Regions from separate parts of the Mus musculus genome. Here region 1 is linked to region 2. Evidence: chromatin loops called from intact Hi-C (ENCODE). Cell type or tissue: heart. All regions are shown on one strand.

Region 1 (8,000 bases), 60 kb before region 2:
GGCTACACTGACATAATAATTTCAGAAAAAAAAAGAGAAAGTTCTCTTGAAGATTAAACATCATTTCTAAAATGGTTTTAGTCATCAGCTTCTCCAAATGTCATATTTATTTACATTAATATTAATGGTTCCCAATTTCTATCAAATAGTAGTCAAATGCAAAACTGTGTCTCAAGTCTCTGTACCAGTATGAGAGCTGATATTGTCCTCAACACACCATTTATGCAGGAGTTCCTTTCCTGGACATTTTACTGATGCCTTCCTTTTTTGAGACAGTCTCCTGGCTGGCCTGGAATTTACGATGTAGACCAGACTGCTTTGAAGTCACAGAGACTTGCTTGCTTCAGCCTCCTGAGTGCTGGAATTAAAGGTGTGTATGACCACACCCAGAATTGATGTCTTCTTAGCCCATTGGCAGTCACCCTACACATGTTCTACACTTCTGTAAAAGTTTAGATGAAATGGCATTTGATACATAATTTATAGGGTAGAGATGGGTGATAGCTAGATATATGACAGATAGCCTTATAGAACTTCAGCATTTATGCCCAATTCTCTGCTACCTAATGTCTTATTAAAGGGAGATAGTTGATACTGCCCTGCCCCCCCAAAGTGACAGAGCTGTTATATATAAAAGATACATAATAATATGTGGGTGATGAGAGAGATAAAGTGAAAACACATGGAGCCATAGGAATACTAGGTACACAGAGATTCTAGAAAAAAATAAATAAATGCAAAGATTCGCAGCCATGGCTGTTTCCTTTCTGCACCCCTGAGCCCCAGCCTGCAGGGTTTCCATCAGGGTCTTTGGCACCTACTTGATGTGCTCTGTGCGTCCAGAGCCCTCAATGGTCTTGGCTCCCCACCGTTGCTCCTTCTCGGAGATGTCATTCTACAAGAGACAACAGGCAACAGTGTCAGCGAGAAATGTGCTCTGTTGCAGGGAGCCTCCCAATTGACATGCACATGCTCCGCCTTATGCCCTCTGTATTAGAAGCTTCTTGTCTTTACTTTCACTCATGGCTGCATTTATCTCAAAGCCACATGAAAATTAAAATTAAACCAGTGATCCTAGACATGTCCTTGCTTACTCTGAATCACCCATCCTTTCTTCTTTTGACACACACACACAGTCCTCCAATGGCACTATCAAACGACCCACACCTATCCCCTTCTATGCTCAACATCAGCTAACACACATTCCTACTAATAAAATCTATTCGTTTTGCCAATCCAACCCACCACAAAGACTGTCTTAATCTCAGATAGATCTCTCTAAGCCCAGCCAAAACTCAGAGTGGCTGAGGTGCTCCTGACCACTTCACTGTCCAAGCAAAGCTACTTCCATACTCACCACAAAGTCAGGGTCTGTATCCCAGTCATCACCCTGGGTCTCCACGGAAACCGATACATCATGCCCCACTACAGACTTCCACATCTGAGGGTACCAAATGATGGAAATAATTAGGAGTGAAAAAGAGAATTGAGAGGAAGGTTGGTAAGGATGCTAAAGTTGACTACGTGAGCAATGGAATGTTTCCTTCTGCTCTTTCTCATCTCATTTATCTTAAGATAAATCAGTAGCCCACCCATATATGGAAAAAATTTAGTATAGGTGTAGGTAACACAAGACAACCTCTGTCAAAGTGTTGGGATTGTTCATTATGTCCACAGCTTGTAGGGGTGACCCGTGGTCATACAACACCTACCACAGGACTGCTGTGGCACCTCACTCAGATTTCTCCAGGGCTTCCTTTTTTAGCTGTCAGGACATAAATGAGTCCAGTGTCCCTCCTGTCTATAATCTGCCTAGCTACATTGAAAATGCTCCCTGTCTGTGGAAGACTGCCCCACATTTACTGTAGGACTGACTGGTCACTCACAGCACAGCTGTAGGTCACCAGTGGGACAGACTAGTTGAACTACTCACACTAGCTGAAAGAAGAAAATACCATGGCTTTATTTTTATTATGTAAATGTTCAACTATATCTAAAGACATAAGCATTTACATGTAAAATGTAGCACTCCCTCTTTTTGAAACACTATGTGAGAATTAACAACTAAGTAAACATTACAAAAGTCTTGGGAGAATGCTAGTTTGATTGGGTGTCAATCATTGTCCCACTGGACACTTGTGTTTTATTGAGCCTTGCCAGAAGGGTGTGAGGAAGAACTGTCCGGTCACACTGTGGGTTTTTGAGGAGAGGTAACAAGGGACAACACCCATCTGGTCTGGTAGCTTTTTGGGACTTCCTGGCTCAAAGACTCTGCCTATCCTTCTTTGTCGGGTGCCACCACCACCGAAGAGCTTCCTGGTACTCATTGCTCTCCCAAAGGAGACACCTTTACCCACTCATCCCCAAGGCTCTGCTTATCTAGGCCCCAAGTCTCCACTTTCTATCCCCATCTGGAAGCCTCCATCATTGCCCACATTTTATAATAACCTCTAGAAGATTAGCCCCGAAGACATCTGAGGAAGATAGGTTAAATAAAGATGTGGGAAGGAGTGGTGAGTTACCGTGGCCAGAGTCACTGTGAGCTATTAAGAACATCTGTGCCTCCCCCAGTTGGTATTAGCTACTAACAGGGGGTAAGACACATAAAGAGAACCTATGACCCACAGCTTAAGGCCTCACTTTGACATGTCCTGGCTCTCAGGCTACTCTACCACAGAAGGAAACTGGAAAGGAGAAGTCAAATACATTTATGAGCAATGAGGAAGCAGTGAGGTCCGATGGTCTCATCTTGCCTGATTCTCCAGGTCTCAGTTCATCTCTCCCATCAGCCCCTCATGCTCATGTTTAAGAGCAAAATAACTTACTATTCTTGTACTGTCGATTACTAATCAGGAAAGCTGCTAACTTAAAGTAGGAGGCTGGAGACAGGCAATGAATGCTGGGCATATCCAATACCTGATGACAGGACTGACTTATGGCATCCATAGGTGAGAGATCCATGGACACTGCAGTAATATGACAGCCCCTGTGAGACCCCTGTCTGTCACATGACACAGAGTCTATACTACTTAGTCAGAGACTAGACTAAGCCATCCATCAATATTAACTTCCTTGGGCAAGTCACTGATTGTTGTGATATTGTTTCCCAATGTTAAATAATTAAGGGGTTAACACAGTAGATCCAAAGCTCCCTCTGTAACACTCTGGGATCCCCACAGACATACAAAGTTACACCAGCTGAAGTCATGTTTGCATTTGACTCCTAAAAGCACTTGGCTCAGCACCAGTGTTCATTGGTGGTTAAATCCTGTCCCCTTACATTTCCCATGGGCATTTGTGTCCCTGTGAGGCCATACAAAGGCACACTTTGTCCTCATCTTCCGTGGGTCGCCTTCAGGTTAGCACACTGGGGCAGCCACCCTTTAGAATGGGCTGTGTAGATCATCAAGGGCATACTAGGGCCCAGGGTCCTAGATATGTGCTCAATCATGCTCCCCGAGTGCAGGCCATTTCCTTGTTCCCATCCTCAGATGTTCATTGTCAACCACTGCACACAGTCCTTAGGGCCATCAAGAGTTCAGCATCTATTAGTAAAGACCTCCCTTAACAAGGACTAAGTGCTATGTAGACTTCTTTTCCATACTTCCCTGTGCTCCCAACCCCTCACAAAACCCCCAGCTCAGAGCACCCACCTTTACTGGTTCCTGGTTACGGCTTTTCACATCTACACCAGGCGCCCCCTCCAGCGGCTGCCACTTCAGGGTAAGTAACAGAGCAGCTGCTCCAGTTCCGTTTTCAGGTTTTCTGTCATTTCCTGCCACACTGTCCTCACAGCTACTTCCTGAAGTTTGAGTCAGTTCCTTATACTTTGAGTACTTAGAAGGGTTAAGTGTTTCTGTGTCTAGTATTTTGCAAAGTTTTTCAGGTCACGGGAAAGTTATAAAAATGACCGTGGAGACACATCCCTTATCAGTTAAGACACAATAAGAATGCTGCAGGACTGCTCTGTGTCCTACGAAGGACAGTTGCATCTAAGTAAAAGAATTCAGAACAAGGCAGGTGTGGTAGTGAACTTCTGTGATCCCAGCACTTAGGGGTACCCTGGGCTACAACATTGTTGTAGAAGCCTGGTCTGAGGAAGGAAAAATGTGTGTGTGTGTAGTCTGCAGCAATCAAAAAAAAAAAAAAAAGGCTTAGTGGAAAAATGATCTGTATGTTAATTTTGAAGGGAAGTCTTAAAAACAATTTCTCCTCCTTGCTTTCTGCAGTACCTGAGACTCACACATAACTCACGAGGAAGGGAGAAGGCAGAACGTGGAGGGAGAAAACTCCCTAGCTTGATGGGAGGCTGTGTGGAGTCTGAGCTCACTTACAGAGTTCTGACTACTGGCCTTCTCTAAGCTGGTGAATTGAACTCTGACATACTCTACACTGTCAACATCTGCAGCCCTCCCCTTCTAGCTTCAAGTCAAGACATGCTCAGGTGACTTGTTGAGCCAATGAAATAGACCCTTTCTGATGTGAAGGCCACTGAGAACTTTGCTATGCTTTTACTGGCTGCCTTTCAAATAACCACCTCCCTGCTTCCACCCTCCATTCCTCACCCACCCCCGTCCCAAGCATGGCTCCTCTGGCAGCCTGGAGCACTGACAGGCAATAAAGATAATGAAAATAAAGTTCCAAGGATCTCTGGTTGAAAAATAATCCTACTAAGAACTTGCTTTTGCATCTGAGCCTGGCTCTCCTTATCCCAGTCATCTGTGGACTCTGACTTGCCTGGCTTACAGAGAATGAACCCACAAGGGTCCCAGGTTGGTGAAACTAGACAGAAGGGAACATTCTGTACCAACAGAAAGCATCTAAAGTCACTTCCCAGGGGATTGATTCTAGACTTGGAGCACTTTATTTGTTCTAATAAGGCTATTTATAGTTGAGGAATATGTAGAAAGGGGTAGCCTTAAATTAGGGCTAGACATTGTACCTCACCACACAGCAATGCACAGAACCATAGAACTTCAGCGATGACACCAAGGAAACCCACTTCCCCCTCACAAACACCCCATGTTCATCCCTGAGCAGAACAGTGCTGACATACAGTGAGCGTTGAAGCCAAAGAGAACAGGTTCCCATTAATCCTCTTCTACCCTGTGATACTGGGTCAGCTTTTCCCAAGTGGCAACTTTGTATAAGAGCATGATGTCTACCCAACCCGCATGAGCTATGAAAAGTCTCCTTCTGCACTGTGTTCAAGGAGAGCTTGTTGTTTTAGACACTCTTGCTATGTAGCACAGGCTAGCCTTAACTTACTATGTAGACAAGACTGGCCTTGGACTTATGGTCCTCCTGCCTCAGCCTCCTCAGTGCTGGAATTACAGGCAAGTGCCACCATACTTGGTGGTCCAATACTTTCAGAGTTTTCTCAGAACTATCCACAAGGCTTCACAAATTTACATCCTATGGTTCTGCTCCTTTAACCCAATCTCAGGATGGATTTTCTAATCTGAACCTCATCTCCTTTGGCTCCAGCAGCTGAGGCTAGAAGGATGTTCACAGCCATGTGGTGCTGGCCAGTGAGATGAAGGAGTCTCAGAACTTTCTCCTCCAGTTGCCACTCCTCCATCCCTCCCATAGTGTGCAAACACAGGCATGTAACTTCTGTGCCAACAGATAGTCTCACACAATTCCTTATTCTGAAAATAATTTTATTATTTTACAGTAGTTAAGGTTTTGGGATGTTGTGACTAAAATTTTCATCACCACAGAACAAAGGGCTGATGAGTGAGTCCAGCAGTTCACTCTTCTTTAGGGGGTGAGAACAGGAAGGGAGCACATCATGTCCGTAAAGGGGAGGATCGACACGGTGGGATCCATCCATTCCTGGCCACTGCTCTCAGGTCTGGATCCAGGTGCTTTGCCTTTTCTTTCCACCGCCTCAGCCCTGTGCCCAGTGGTGGGTGACAATGGCGTTGGAGACAGAATAACCAAGGACCAGCACACTGGTGCAGCAGCTCAGTAGTTCTTGAGACTAGTTGTGATGTGGTATTCAGCCCTGACTCCAGTTCACCTTGGCATGGCCCCACTGGCCTCTGGATAGTCTTAGGACCCCTATGGAGGCACATCCAGAAATATAGAATTCGAACCTTGCTGTCTGTCCATTGTCAGTTCTTCCTGCCTTTTGATGCAAGGAAAGGCACTGGCCACTTACTATCTTAGTCTACATGTGACTGAAGGCATAAGCAATGGGGTCCAGTCCTGACGATCCACAGCAACAAACCGTCCCTCCGCTGGCAATGCAACAGGCAGGAAGAAAATGCCTTCCTCCCCGAGATCCAACAACTGAAGTCTGGGAGCCTTCCAGCTCCCACCTGAGTCTCCAAAGACTGCTCACACGCCCACAACTTTGTATTCATCCTGAGGCAGGAGAAAATACAGGCCACAAGACAAAGCCGGTTACCAAGAAAAGTGATACTGGATTCCAAATTACTGTGTTTATTGGAACCATCTTGTTGGCCTGGCTGGGAGGCCTCCCTCAGCATCCTACAAGACCACACAGGATGTGGATCTGCAACATCTGAAGAGCAGTGAGCACAGCACATCTGGGAAGCTGCTCAGACCAAGCACAAGTGTTTAAGGAGAGCGGATGTGGCAGGCTTTAAGGCTCTGCCTGTCCTCACAGCCACCTCTGTTTTCACAGGCACTTTCCAAGAAGAGGTGGAGGGGCTAAAGTGAGAAGGCTGCTGTGGAATCGACAATCCTGACACTAGAGATGAAGGAATTACAAGTTCCAGAGTTGCAGTCAAGTAACAAGTTTATAGGTGACCCGTGAAACACAGAACCAGTAAAACGTGAATCATTAGGAAGTAGATGGCTGCGAGCAGTGGCACTCGGGTTCGAGAATGGCAGAGTGAACGCAGGACCCGCTTCCATCCGGCACCACTCCGGGTCTGAAACGCACAAACAAATAAAACACAGGAAAATCAGAGCTCTTCCCCTTCACCAGCAATCCTGGGAGACAAGTCTCCACAACGGCTGGAAACCTACCCCATTACCCACCTCCACACCGGAAGCCCATTCCCGAGCCCATCCCGTGTCCTCCTCTTACCCTTCGACAGCTATGGCCTGGGAGATCTATCAGCAGCGCCTGCTCCTGAGAGCCACAGGCACCCATGATAGGAGTCCGGGCCGATTCCCATTCACTATGCTCCAACCTGTGTTGAGGAAAAACAGACAACATGGGTCCCCTGCATGCGATTCTTCCCGTCATTCCAGAGAGGTGGCCTAGGGGACTGGCAGCAAAGGCTCTTCCCAGGGTCCTGGCCCTCACAGTAGTAAAGGGACTGCCAATTTAGGATGCTGGCCTGAGTGCTTCCTGCTCAAAGGCTGGTTAGAGTCTTGTCCAGCAGGCAGGAAGCAGAATCCAGTACCTGTTTGTCTTTGACTCCTGTTCCTCATTCCCTCTCTATGCCACACTCGGTCCAGCTCACTCCTTTCTCCTCTCTTCTCTGCCCTTGCTCCTTTTGTTGAGGAAGGGATGTATACAGCCTGGACTAGCCTTGAATTTACAGTTCTGGCTCTGCCTGCCAGGGCTGGCACTACAGGCAGGCACTATCACAACTGGCACCTTTGGTTTTTTGGTTTTTTTTTTCTTTTCCTTTTTTTAAACTTATACTAGGCAAAAGCACTCAAGAAATTCTTTAGGGCTCTTAGAGGCCTTGGCAGCTTCCTGTTTTACTTTCTGTTGATTTGCTTATTACTTCATTTTGGAAATTTTCCCTTAACGAGACACTGCCATCGCTTAGTGGCCTCCGAGGACAACAGGGCAAGGCCACAGCTCATCACTCATCAGCCCCAAACCACACGTCTTCACTGTGAGTGTCTCGTCCCCACAGGGACTCTATCAGCTGAATACGACCTCTGTCTGGGGGCCACTCTCTTCTTCAGCAGAGAGGAAATGCCTTGATCTGAACTGGGTCTTGGTGGCCTATCCTCAGTTTGTCACCTGGCTCTCCTTCCGATCTCCACCAGAAGGAAAGTGGGAG
Region 2 (8,000 bases):
CAAAACATCCATACAAATTAAAATAAAATTTACAATAAAATGCGAGCAAAAAAAATTTTAAAGAAGTTTTTCTCAAAGCCTTCACTGTTTATTGACAATTACTAATTTAAAGATATGTATCTGGTAGGTAGTGTTTCACTAGGAATTATACAAGAAATAGATGGCACATCCCTAGCCACAGAGACCATAGTATAACTTGCACAGGAATAGAAGCAAAAGAGTCAAACAGCACAAATGGGTGCCTCTGTGTACCCACTCCCATTCCTTTCTCTGAAATCTAAATCACATGCCCACAAGTCACTGAGGCATTCATGTTCATCTCATGCATTTTTGATTGGCTCTCTGTGGTTTTAACGTCTTAATTTTCAAAGTGATCTACCACCAGCCTGAAGAGTTAATAGGTCAGTATTGCTACAACAGCTAGAAAATCCGTATCAAGATTAGGATAGACCTTTACAAGCAGAAATAACATTTCATAATACAAAAAACCTGATTTTTACTAACTTAGAAATAAATGGTACCTACAGCATATATACATACCACTGCCTACCAAACAATGCTCCAGGCCTTTACATAGAACTTATTTATCCTCATTGTTTAATTTTATCCAAGGACACTAAGAAGTAGATACAATCAATAGCTCTAATTTTAAGATGAGTAAACTAATATGCAGGGAATTTGTCCAGTGACACAATTCTACAAGTTTCTTGGCTGGTGGTGACACACAAAAGCCACCCCCTTTTTTTTGAGTAACTTCCTCAACCCACTCTTCATCCAGGATGAAAACAGGGATGTGTGTGGGGGGGGGGGTGGGGGGGTACCACATTAATAGTGATGTGGGTGACCTTATTTTTCTAGGTATGTAAGCTAAAATAACGATTCATAACAATTAGTATACCCTCAGGTAACTTATTTTTCCACATACAGGCTCACACAGACATAAGCACACTTGGAAACAAAGATGTCCTCACAGCAGTGTTTGACTGTTCATGATCACAAACAACCTAAATGCCCATCAGGGGAGGACTGCTAACTGTATTTCCTTTTTTAATTTCTACAAGGTAAGGCTGTATAGCTGCCTGAAAGAGTAGGGTAGTGTTTTATTCTCATGTTCACTGAAAATGCTCAATATAGATTGAATGTGCTATGTCAAAATTTTTGGTTTCAGATTTTGAAACACGTTGGATTTTGGAGTATTTATACACATATGAAAGAGTCATGTTGGGAACAGGAACTAAGTTGAGACACAAAAAATCATTTAAACTCCATATATATTTTACACAAAGAGACTGACAGCAATTTTACATAGTATTTTTAATAATTTGTGCATGAAGTTTCATGGCAATGAACTTTCTTTTTTATTTTATTTATTTATTTACTTTATGTGCATAAAATGTTCTCTAGGCATGTACAGGTACACGCCAGAAGGGGGCATCAGAACCCATTACGGGTGGCTGTGAGCTAAGGTAGTTGCTGAGAAATGAACTCAGAACTTTCTACTGTTAGCATATGAATACTCATAATACTTTATATTGAGCCCTTCATGATTCAGACGTTCATCTCAGAGCTGCTGTATAATATTAAGTGGCAAAAGGATGTATTATGACTTGCGGGGGCGGGGGAGTATGTACTACTGGCCTTTGGAATGTGTCTTAGGGACAAATGATTTCCAGAATTTCTGGAGTGGGGAATGGAGAGAGGCAAGTAGACAGAATTGTGCTTTGCATTATACCCTTTGGTTCTGGATTTCCATTGATCAAGAGCACATATAACTGAGCCAGGCAGAGGCAACGCTTGTCTCTAATCCAGCACCTGGGAAGCAGAGGCATGGGTATCTGTTTGAGGCCAGCCCGGTCTATAGAGCCAGTTCCAGGGCAGCCAGGGCTATCTGGAACTATTGAAAACACAAACACAAACAAAAACAACAAAAAAAGCAACCCTAAAGTACCTAAAATAAGAAAGAGGATTTCTCATTCTCTTCATTACTTCATAAAGTAGTCTTCATTAAGGGTTGGGGATGTAGCTTGGTATCAGAGTGCTTGCCTCACATGCATAAGGCTCTGAGTGTAGTCCAGTCTGGGTTGTTACTAACAGGCAGTATGTAATGCGCATCAATGTGTCACAAATAATTTATTGCTAGTAGGTAACCAAGAGAAGTTAATGATATATTTTATAAATAAGCATAGTCTCAACATCTCTTTAATCCAAATGGGCTGAGGTGCTGGGAACAAGAGAGTTAAAGGGAAAATCTTCTAAAGATGATTACTTTTAGAAAGGACTATATTCCAGTAGAATGGGAACCCCATTCCCACCCCCCCCCAAATCGTGGAAATCCTCAGAAATGTTGACCATCATCGTGAGAAACCAAGAGGCACATTTTATGTGATCTTCAAATTCCGTCGTGACCGTTGTAGACAGATTTTTTTTTTAATTTTTCATTTAATTCTCTAGTATTTTTGTATATTTTATAATCTGTGGTGTATTTTCAGAGATATTGTTACACTATCCAAATTAACATAAAATTTACTTAATCAATATACTTAGGAATACATTCAAGATATTTTACCTGTAGCATATGCAATTAAGAATGTTCAGAAACTACTTCTGTAGTTAAACAAATGTTAAAGCACAGTGAGGACGGAAGCATCAAACAGTCCTACCAGGATCAAGGAAGTAAAGGCCGTGTAACCAACACCAATGCTTCAGGCCAGGGCCTTCTGGAAGTAAGAGACCTACCATTTGGCTATACTTTTAACCTCTAAAATTTTTTAGTTGTCCTCATTTTTTTTTCTCCCGTGTCTACTCCAAGTCGTCTCATTTTTCTAACAGAACATTTCCTGAATCTGACCCTTTACGGTCATTCCGATCATCCAAACCCTATTTACTCATGTTTCTAGAAAGGCCTCCACACTTTGTTATAAACTCTTGCACAGTCCATCTTGCTCAAATCTGGAAATCCATTCCTTTAATGGAGAGCTTCCAACTATCTCTAAAAGTCAACGTGTTTATCCATGATTTTAAATATCTGTTCCACTCCCAAAACTGTCCTCTCCTCACAGACCAACTGCGGGGCTTTAAATAAACCAGGCAAATATTTCCTTCAATCGCCCTGAGGCTCGTCCTCCTGTTCTCATTCCTGCTGCGCAACAACAAACCCATGCCACAAGGCCACACCAAGGGTTTTTTTTTTTCCTCCAGAACTCCCTTCAACATTCCCTTCCTTCTGGATCATCTCTCCGTCATCTTCCTAACCCAACAGCAGGATCATTCGTGGGCCTCGACTGCGGTAACGGCGACAGCGGAACACTAAGTTTGTTCAGGGCTGGGGCGAGCACAGGGCTGGGGCAGGTTGCCTCTAGCGTCCCCGGCTCGGTGCCCAGGCTGGCTTGCCCAGGCCGCTCGGACACAGGGCCGTCCGTGCACGTAGGGCTGACCAGCTCGCCCGCCTCCGGGGCTCCCCGGGGAGGAACGACCCTGCCGGCAGACTGACTGGGTGTCTGTGTCCCCGGGCCGAGTACGGCGGCGGGCACTGGGCGACCACCTAGGGCGGGCGGGTGAAGGCGGCGGAGCCCGGAGGTGAGGGGCGGGGCGGCCGGCTGAGCCGTGTCCCGAGCCCCTTGGCCCGGGGCTCGCAGCAGAGCCGTTGCGGAGCTCCCCGCGGAGCCTGCGGCTCCCACTCACCTGCAGGCGGCCGTCCCAGCCAACTCCGGACGCCCCCCGCCCAATCGAAGCCACGTCAGCTCGGTAACCCAAGCACGGCGCCACCGTCGACGCGCCCCTGGGAGTCAGCCACTCGCCGTGAGACGGAAGGCTGAATCAAGGCGTCGACCTATCGGAGCGGTGCTCAGGGCGTTGCTATGGGAACCAGGCACGCCTTGTTTGTAACTAACTGCGTTACACTGACAGAAACCAACCAATGCCCTAAAGCCTTCCACTTCCTCAAAGACGGAGCCAATGGATTCTAAGAAGGACGTGCCGGGTGGAATCACATGGTGGGATGTGACCCGGAAGAAGATCCAAGGAGGCCTGAAAACACCGAAAGGGGTGGGCTTTCGGCAAAGATCAGGTGTTTGCTGTATGGGTTGGAAGTTCCGGTTTACCCTAATTTCTCATCTCGCGCTGTTCCCACTAAGGACTATGGCCTCGGCTTCTGAGGAGACTTTGGACTAGGGGCGCCAGCTGCTAGTATTTGCGATTTTGTGAGAACCAACCCGGAGTAGAGCCTGAAACTTGGTCCTTCCGATGGGGGAGAAAGCGATTTAGTAACGGAACTCCGATTTCAACCTGACGTCACAGGACATCACTCAGGATGTGAGGGTAAGAGACAGTATTTAAGAGTTGAAACGTTCCCCTAAGGAATTGGCTCTTCAGCTGGGATAAGCAAACAGATTTAAGGGCTCGGGCTCTGTGAGGAGTCAGTGAGAAAGAAGCTCCAACAAGAGACAGAAAAGCGATTTACGGGGGCGGGGGGGGGGCGGTGAGGAGGGAGGAAGGGAAGAGAGGAGGGGAGTCATTCTTTTTTAATGATGTCACCATCGGTAAATTTCCCAGGATATATAATCAATCCCTCACCTATATACATGAAAGCAACCCTAATTAAACTCAATGTATTTATTTTTCTTTTAGTGACATAAAAGTGGGGGTGGAGTGCTGGGAGAGTTTTCTAGAGGGACTGAGGAAAATAAGAGTGTTCATGATCAAAATGCATACATGTGTGAACTGTCAAAGAATAAAACCATGTAACAAAAGAAATGGTCTCACTCTTCTGATTTTCTGTTACCCAGTTCCCTCTCAAGGCCTTCCTTCATCTTCCCCTACACCAAATATAGACATCCCAAGACTTCCAATGTTGTGCCAAGAAGCATTTGTGAACCCCAAAAGACCACCAAGGAGCCGTTTCTAATGTAATCACATTAGGGTCTCTTTATTACAAACTCGAGTTTGGGCTTACTCACCACCGGCCCACAGGACGGTTTGGTGAGGCAGCGCAAAACTCTCACTGGGACAGGGTTTATAGGAAATGGAAGTAAGTGAGGGAGGGTCCAGCCTTGCAAGCATGCAATTGTCTATTGTAAGCCGACAGGTAGGTGCTCTGAAGCAAGACCGTATACAACCACTAAAGGTCTGAAAGTATATCTGAAACAATCAGACTAACCTTTGATTATCTGTTGCTAGGAAGTAGCTAGGGGGTAACTGGCTAAGGACAAGCCATTCGGTCCTTCCTGGTACTTAGGTGCAACTTGTGTTCGGGTGGGGGCCAAGTTTTTCCTTTTAAGATGGAGGCAGGTTCCAAGATGTTTGGCCTCTCACTAATTTGTCTTCCAGATAACATATTTTATTTTCAACTTAACATTTATTCAAATATTTGTCAAATGTAAATTGCATGTAACTATCACATATATATTTGTATATATATGAAAAAGTATATCATATATACCACAAGTATAATATACACCAATAAATCACAAGTTAGAAAAAGAAATGGCCAATTAAAGGCTTTTTTTTTTTTTATTGAAAAGCAGTGTATGAGGGCTAGAAAGATGGCTCAGTAGTTAAGAGCACTTGCTCTTACAGAGGACTCACTGGGTTCCCAGTCCCAATATCTGGTGCCTCATAGCTACCAGTAACTCAAGCTCAAACAACCCCTTATATTTTGAGTAAATACCCCCACATAGACACACACACACACGCTCACAAACAAGCAGTAATTGAACATACTTTCCATTTCACCATTTTAAAAAGGAAATAAGCAAAGCAGTGGTCAGGTATGGTGGTACATGCCTGTAATCACAGCACTAAGAGGAAGCAGCAGGTAGAACTGTGAGGTCTAGTTAATTCCAGGCCAGCCAGAGCTATATAGTGAGACTTTTTTTTAAAAAAACAAAAGCATTATTTTTACTATTATATATGAAATATAAACTACTGTTTCTTTCTCTTCTCCCGTCTTTCTTAATGTAATGCTATTTAATTGATCAATTATTTTTCTAAACTTTGTCAAGGTCAAAACCATAAAGGCAGTGGTGGCACATGCTTTCAATCCCAGCACCTGGGAGGCAGAGGCAGGCGGATCTCCAGGAATTCAAGGCCAAAGGCCTACAGAGCCAGAGTTCTAGGACAGAGAACCCATCTCAAAAATAAATAAATATTATTTTTATATTATATATATATGACTATTAATAAGAAATTCTGAATAGCAAATGTAAAACATTGAAATAACATGACAACTTTTTTAGAAACACTATTTATTTTAAAACAAAACCAAAACAACTTTTAGTTAGAAAACAGATATATTAACAATAAAATTTCACATTGAGTTCTCTCCCACAATTAAAGCTCACAGACAGGGCATAGAGACAGGGGAAAGAATTGAGAGTGAGGTAGGCAATGCTTTGCTTTTTGCTTCCAAGTGTTGCATGAAGATGATGCTCTGGAAAGCCACTGGCATAGCCCTAGTCTTCCTGCATGCCAGAGGCAAAACTAACAATCTCTTAAAAGGTAAGATTGCCAGCTTTCACAGTACTCTCTAGGGAGGTTTGGTTCCACCGATAAATAACATTCCTAAATCTATACTAAGCTCATCCTTTGGAACATCAACCTCATCCCCTGGTTCTTCTCCAAGCTTCTTCCACCAGGGTGCTTGTATGTGCTTCAGGGTGGTAAGATGGGCCTGCTTGGCCTTGGCTGCCACAGGCCTAGATCTACTTAGGAATTGCTCGGGTTCCTTTCCTTCTGCCTCCTTCAGACTTGGTGCCTCTGCAGCAAACAGAAAGGAAATGGGTTAGTGGAAAGTATGCCAGGCAAGCAGCAACTTGGAAACAGCAGAGCTGTTTATAGTCAGGACAGGACAGGGTTCTAACTGAATATGCTGTCACTGCTAACTATGAAGGTAGGTTTCTAGTGAAGTTACAGATGTGGGTGATAGCAACAACCCCAATCCCTGGCAACTTCCAGCTTTAAAAGAAAAATGATAAATTGTGTTAGATAGCCTAAAGAGAGAAACTTCGATAAAAATTTATTAATCGTTATTTTTGACAAGTTCATTGTACGTAACTACTGTTATTATCTAATTCTAAAATACAAAAACATTTTTTAAAAGTTGGGAAAATGTGTCTAGAAGATTATAACTTCTTTGAAATTAGTAATTTTGATGAAGCTGAAATATTTGAATTTATAACAAGCACAAACAGAAGGTATAGAGTTGAAAACTGGGATGATGTAAGACTTCCCGAGGACCTGAATAAAGACTACTTGTGGCACTTTTCTTCTAAAGAGTTTGGATGCCACATCTCTTGCAAGGGGTATTCCATTTATGAAACAAGGATGGAGGTAGAGCATACTCATCAGCTGTTCAATATTGGTGCTGATCTGAGCCATCAAAGCTTCTCTGTGTTGCTGGGCTCGCTCTTCTATGGCTCTTCCCATAAAATAGTGCTGAAGTCGTTCTTGTGCTTGTGCATGGAGCTCTCTGCTGGCCGCCTCTGACATCTGAGAGCACTGGAAACATAGGACAGAAAACTTGTCATAAAGACATTATGTATCAAAATATGCTTTACCTACCCACCATAGCAGAGCTAGAATTTTAGCAATCTCCCATTTTATCAATAGAATCTTATAGCTCTTATCTAACTTGTACACTGGTGCAAGTATTAAATTATCTTTAAAAACCACATAAGTTGTGAGTATTCATGCCTGTAATCTTAACACAGGAGCAGAAACAGGACAATCTTAAGCCTAGGATCAATCTGGGCTATATAGTGACACCTTGTCTCAAAAAACCTAAAAGAGAAATGAACAAGTATGCAAACAACCTAACAACAGGAACAAGAAAGAATCCATTAAATCAACAAAGCAGATTTTAAACAAAAGTAACTTATACCCTAACTTTATATAATGATATAGATGGACAAGTTTCTTTTTGAAAAATTTTAAATTTAATTTTGTATGTATGAGTTTTGCCTGCATGTATGAATGTGCATCACATGTGTGTGCATGTATGAATG

What was found. Hi-C counts contacts between places; a loop is a spot of excess contacts. Peaks named below come from ENCODE experiments on the same cell type or tissue, not always from the same donor. Only the 100,000 strongest peaks of a DNase experiment are listed, where the experiment ranks them.
Region 1: a loop joins it to region 2, with 4 times the contacts of the local background. A loop is called at or near these places in 10 of 42 quality-filtered maps.

Annotation. Positions count from the first base shown.
Region 1 is chr16:36,930,728-36,938,727 of GRCm38, reverse strand. It overlaps Golgb1 (golgi autoantigen, golgin subfamily b, macrogolgin 1), which reads right to left. Exons shown (of 22, transcript NM_030035.1): 21 at 7,064-7,169; 22 at 5,643-6,905. The coding sequence ends at 6,771. Hcls1 (hematopoietic cell specific Lyn substrate 1) reads right to left here and starts at 3,745. Exons shown (of 14, transcript NM_008225.2): 1 at 3,654-3,745; 2 at 1,358-1,441; 3 at 822-895. The coding sequence starts at 1,441. In heart, a CTCF peak has its summit at 3,698; DNase peaks (open chromatin) are centred at 2,727, 3,367, 3,687 and 4,437; H3K27ac peaks cover 608 bases.
Region 2 is chr16:36,870,945-36,878,944 of GRCm38, reverse strand. It overlaps Iqcb1 (IQ calmodulin-binding motif containing 1), which reads right to left. Exons shown (of 15, transcript NM_177128.4): 14 at 7,338-7,494; 15 at 6,226-6,753. The coding sequence ends at 6,524. It also overlaps a transcript of Eaf2 not described here and a transcript of Golgb1 not described here. Among named protein-coding and RNA genes, the nearest start is that of Golgb1, 10 kb to the left of the region's middle. In heart, CTCF peaks have their summits at 1,408 (motif pointing right) and 3,644; a DNase peak (open chromatin) is centred at 3,854; H3K4me3 peaks cover 2,610 bases; H3K27ac peaks cover 1,845 bases.